2 separate regions of the Homo sapiens genome follow, and region 2 is linked to region 1. The links are chromatin loops, found by intact Hi-C in ENCODE. Cell type or tissue: Calu3. All regions are shown on one strand. Each heading gives the region's core, and the rest is flanking DNA. Links, peaks and the distances in the headings are about the cores only.

Region 1 (2,924 bases), core at 316-2,815:
TTGATTGAAAGACTAGAATTACTGAAGCATTACTATTTGCACATCTGAATTTGTAAACCGGGGGTCAGACCTACTACAATTTTAATTCTAGTTGGCCATTCTACCACAAGGCCCTCCCCATCTCAAAGCATCCTATCTCTATATTAGTTTTCCTGAAAAATATTGCTTTTATGATGTTACCTCCCTTTTCTTAAACCTCATAATGGTTATCTACCATCAACATTGAGACCAAACTTTTCTACTTCTGTTTTCAAGGTCTTTGCTAACCCTATTTATCACCTTGGCTGTGGGATTCAACAGAATTTTCTCCATTCTGATCCCAAGCACGGGCTATGCTTATTTTCATATTTAAACTTTGACTCATGACATCCCTACCACTCAGAATGCCTCCTTCCATTCAAATCTCACCTTTCCCTTAATCATTTTCTTAGTTCTCAGCAACTTCATGACCTCTTTATCCTTACCTTTGTACTTTACATACAGTGAACCCTTCCCATCTCTGAGTATGTCTGTCCAGTGCCTGACAATACTGAATATCTGTTAGACTCCATTACTTATTGATTGACAAATTATTTAGCTGAGTATTTGAAAAAATGTATATTAAATATGGTGAGTGCTTAGTTTATTTTCTCTGTTATGAAGGTTATTCTAAAAAAGTAAAATGATAGTCCAGTTTTGTTCAAATTACTTTATTTTAATGAAATTCATATTATACAGTACTTTTTTAATCATTAGAGTATTACTAAGTAGTGCAAAAAAGGATTCAGTCCCCTAAAGTTAGGGCTGGCTAGGAAAGTCAATGTGATAATTTAATTTTTCTAATTTTCCTCTGCCCTACCCATGGCAGAACAGCTTTCTTATTTTGCCTGGTAAATTTGCACTTCATGATATTTTTTCTTTTTCCTTTTTCTTTTCATTCCTGAAGTTTGGTTGGGTCATATTAGTATTTCAAGTAAAATTGATATAAAACGTATACAGTGCCTGTGTCAGTCAGGGTCCAATTAACAACAAAAGCACACATTGGGTTAAATTTAATACAAAGATTTATTAAACTTCGATAAAAGAACAACTACAAGGAAACTATGGTATTCTAGACCTGGGGGGGCAGGTACATAAGGAAGGACAATAAGAGTTCAGATCTTATTGGAGAAGGTGTAGTTCAGCACACTGGATAGCAAAGACGCTTGCTGGTCTGTTCTAGTCAGAGCTGGTCTGCAGTCCTGGGCAAGTAGGAAGTAACTCTTTGGAATGCATGTAGAACACAGTAATCAGTGATCAGGGTGCACTTGCACATAGAGATTAGGGGCTGGGATACAGGTGAGCTGTGCCTGGATCTGCAATGGGTGGGAGTGGAGGCAGGTGCTGGGACTTGCGGGAGGAAATGTCAGTAGCAAAATGAGTGGTGGTTTAGGGCACCTGGGGTGAGCCGGAGGGCTTTGGGGCCCGTTTCCCCGTACGAAAACTGCTCAGGAATGTTATCGCCAGTCCAGACCGAGGCTGCAAGATCGCAGACATTCTGTGTAGCAGTCAGAAACACTGGGAGACCACGGTCCTTCTCACAGTGCCTCTTCGGCGCCCTCTACTGCAAAAACAGAACATCGTGCTCTGTGGAGATGCTGAAAGGAGTGTCAACTGTTACACGGCATATACGTAAACATGAATTGGAGCAGAGAGGCAATACATTGGTAACTGGCACAATGTTTACCTAAGTATAGATGTACTTATCAAGTATAAGTGTATTTGAGAAGTTGCGTATGAATACTTTGGCAAAAACAATCCATATTAAGAGAACATGTCAGTAATGAATAAATACAATGACAGTCGTCCCTTGGTATACTCTGGGGAATGGTTCCAGGATCCCCATGTATACCCAAATCCAAGCATACTCAACTCCTCCAGTTGGCCCTGTGGAACCCGCATCTTTTTGCATAGCATTTTATTAATGTATCACAATTTACTTTTCTATTCTCCTGTTGATGACATTACAGTTGCTTCTGGGTTTTGGCTATCTTGAATATACCTGCTATAAACATGAGTTTCTGTGAAGCTATGCACTCATTTCGTGTGTGTGCATAAAAAGAAGTGGAATTGCTTGGTCATAGTGCTTTAGTAGTGGGCCATGTTTAGCTTTAGTAGATGCTGCTAAACATTTTTTGAGTGTTTGAACCAATATCCATTCCTACCAGAAAGTATGAGAGTTCTAGTTTCTCCATATTCTTGCAAACAGTTGGTATTGTCAGTCTTTTTGTTTTTAGCTATTCTTGTGGATACTTTTTTAAAAAATTAAATTAAATATAAATGTACAATTGTAGTTCTCAATATTTAACCCGTCTGTTCTGATAAATACAAAAACCTGTTTCTCTCAAATGCTATCTGAAATTTCAAAGTAAAAATAACAGCAATGATATTTAAAAAATTTTTTATTTCCAAAGCTTTCGGGGTACAAGTGGTTTTTTTGTTACATGGATGAATTATATAGTGGTGAATTCTGAGATTTTAGCCCACCCATGGCCAGAGTAGTGTACATTGTTACCTAATGTGTAGTTTTTTTTTATCCTCAGCCCCCTCCTATCCTCCCCCATCTGATTCTCTAAAGTCGATTGTATCACTCTGTATGTTTTTGCCTACTTGTAACTTAGCTTCCACTTATAAGTGTGAACATACAGTTTTTGGTTTTCCGTTCCTGTGTTACTTAGACTAATGGCCTCTATCTCCATCCAAGTTTCGGCAAAAGGTATTATTTCATTCCTTTAATGGCTGAGTAGTATTCCATGGTGTATATACACCACATTTTCTTTGTCCACTCGTTAGTTGATGGGCACTTACGTTGGTTCCACATCTTTGCAATTGTGTATTGTGCTGCTGTCAACATACGTGTACAAGGGTCTTTTTCATATGATGACGTCTTTTCCTTTGGGTAGATA
Region 2 (2,924 bases), core at 140-2,639, 77 kb before region 1:
CACTGTAAACAAATAATCAGGCCAAGTATAATAAAGCAAGTCAGGGCCGGGCGTGGTGGCTCACACCTGTAATCCCAGCACTTTGGAAGTCCAAGGTGGATGGATCATGAGTTCAGGAGTTCGAGACCAGCCTGGCCAAGATGGAGAAACCCCATCTCTACTAAAAATACAAAAATTAGCCAGGCGTGGTGGCACATGCCTGTAATCCCAGCTACTCAGGAGGCCGAGGCAGGATAATTGCTTGAACCTCGGAGGCGGAGGTTGCAGTGAGCTGAGATCACACCTCTGCACTCCATCCTGGCAACAAGAGCAAGACTCCATCTCAAATAAATAAATAAATAAATAAATAAATAATAAAAAAGCAAATCAGTCCAACCACGATTTGTCTTTAGTAAAAATGGGAAACTGGAGAGGAAAAATTATGTTTCAAAAACTATAGTACACCTGTTCTTAGATTCCAGTCTTGCCTAATGTTTTTCAACTTTTATTATTTTCTACAGTTTGGACTGAGTTCTAATTTTTCTTGGCTACAAGCCTTCAAAATATTGCTTTCAGTTTCTTTTCCTTCTTTACCCCCACCCCCACTCCCCCATTTATCCTAATTTGGAGTCACTGAAAACTAAGCTGTGCATTCATAAAGCCCTGTGAACAGAAGCTAGACAACTTAAACTTCAGAAGAAAATAACAACAACCTATTTACATACATAAGCCACTTACTGCCTGTCTATTGATATGTGGACTTCAGAGTAGTGTGGCCTATATGCATTTTCCAGGATTGTTCCTTTGTTTGTTCTTGTTTTTCTCCCTTCCTCCTCCTATTTTCTCTTTATAGGACATGAGACTTTACAGCCTGCTAAAAGTGAGCCTTCCTAAATAACTTGGGACCTACCCATCTAGGAATAAACCATCCTAGCCATGAGAGATCGGACAAAACCTCAGACTAGAGACGCATTTTCTTCTAAAATGCTTTCTCCAAAGGATTTTTTAAAAGAAAAGTGTAGGGTCCAGCCCCACAGGGTCGGTGGGTTTTCTCCTCGTGTGCAGAGATGAGAGAGTGTAGAAATAAAGGCACAAGACAAAGAGATTAAAAAAAGACAGCTGGGCCTGGGGGACCACTACCACAAAGACGCGGAGACCGGTAGTGGCCCTGAATGCCAGGCTGCGCTGATATTTATTGGATACAAGACAAAGGGGCAGGGTAAGGAGTGTGAGCCATCTCCAATGATAGGTAAGGCCACATGGGTCACGTGTCCACTGGACAGGGGGCCCTTTCCTGCCTGGCAGCTGAGGCAGAGAGAGAGAGGAGAAAGAGAGAAACAGCTTACATTATTATTTCTGCTTCTCAGAGACTTAGTACTTTCACTAATTTGCTACTGCTAACTAAACGGCAGAGCCAGGTGTACAAGATGGAACATGAAGGCGGACTAGAAGCATGACCACTGAAGCACAGCATCACAGAGAGATGGTTAGGCCTCTGGATAACTGCGGGCGGGCCTGACTAATGTCAGGCCTTCCACAAGAGGTGGAGGATAGAGTCTTTTCTAAACTCCCCTGGGGAAAGGGAGACTCCCTTTCCTGGTCTGCTAAGTAGCAGGTGTTTTTCCTTGACACTAATGCTACCACTAGACCACGGTCCACTTGGCAAAGGGCATCTTCCCAGATGCTGGCATTACTGCTAGACCAAGGAGCCCTCTGGTGGCCCTGTCTGGGCATAACAGAAGGTTCACACTCTTGTCTTCTGGTCACTTCTCCCAATGTCTCCTCAGCTCCTATCTCTGTATGGCCTGGTTTTTCCTAGGTTATGATTATAGAGCGAGGGTTGTTATAATATTGGAATAAAGAGTAATTGCTACAAACTAATGATTAATAATATTCATATATAATCATATCTAAGATCTATATCTGGTATAACTATTCTTATTTTATATTTTATTATACTGGAACAGCTCGTGTCCTTGGTCTCTTGCCTCGGCACCTGGGTGACTTGCTGCCCACAGAAAAGGGGGGAAAATGTGAAAGGAAAATATATCTTGGGGCTCCTAAGTCACTAAGCTAAAGAAAAAAGTTAAGTTGGTAACTGCTTAGGGCCAAACTGCCTCCCATTCTATTCAAAGTCAGCCCTCTGCTCACTGGGATAAATGCATATCTGATTGCCTCCTTTGGAGAGGTTAATCAGAAACTCAAAATAATGCAACTATTTGTCTCTTATCTACCTATGACCTGAAAGCCCCCTCCCTGCTTCCAATCTTCCTGCTTTTGCTTTGAGTTATCCTGCCTTTCCAGACAGAACCAGTGTTCACCTTACATATGTTGATTGATGTCTCATGTGTCCCTAGAATGTATAAAACCCAGTGATGCTCTGACCACCTTGGGCACATGTCATCAGGACCTCCTGAGGCTGTGTCATGGGGTTGTGTTCTCAACCTTGGCAAAATAAATTTTGTAAATTAACTGAGACATGTCTCAGATTTTCAGGGTTCACAGGACCAAGCTAACTTTGAAAGATATTTAGGCTATGGTTTAAATGATAATAAGTCTTATCCTAAAACTCATTCACTTTTATAAAGCTAATGGGAGGCCATCAGGCTGTGGGGAGGAGGGGAGCCTGAGTCCTGCTAAGGTGCAGACATAAACCATTGCCAGCCATTATTCCGGAGGTTATAAGATATGAGCTTCCCCAATTACTCCTGCAAATAACATCAATATTGTAGAACCTAACACTGGCCTTTTGAGATATCTTTTCAGGGTTTTTTGTTTTTGTTTTTTTTTTTTTTTTGCATGTCTGACACCCACGGCTCCACCTGGACCAGCCAACCCAGCTCCTATGGTCCCACCCAGAAGCAATTCAGCCCACAGAAGGGCAGCTTTGACGCCTATTTCATCTCCACCCCAGTCAATCAACAGCAAGCACCTATTACCTGGCC

What was found. A loop is a pair of places that touch in the nucleus more often than their neighbours do. Peaks named below come from ENCODE experiments on the same cell type or tissue, not always from the same donor. Only the 100,000 strongest peaks of a DNase experiment are listed, where the experiment ranks them.
Region 2: a loop joins it to region 1, with 4 times the contacts of the local background. A loop is called at or near these places in 16 of 110 quality-filtered maps.

What each region holds. Positions count from the first base shown.
Region 1 is chr4:47,925,433-47,928,356 of GRCh38, reverse strand. All of the region lies in intron 1 of LOC101927157 (a long non-coding RNA gene), which reads right to left. Among named protein-coding and RNA genes, the nearest start is that of NFXL1, 12 kb to the right of the region's middle. In Calu3, for the core only: a CTCF peak has its summit at 1,512; a DNase peak (open chromatin) is centred at 1,556.
Region 2 is chr4:48,002,536-48,005,459 of GRCh38, reverse strand. The region is part of intron 2 of CNGA1 (cyclic nucleotide gated channel subunit alpha 1); the gene reads left to right. Among named protein-coding and RNA genes, the nearest start is that of CNGA1, 13 kb to the left of the region's middle. In Calu3, for the core only: no CTCF peak of the experiment used is centred there; a DNase peak (open chromatin) is centred at 1,669.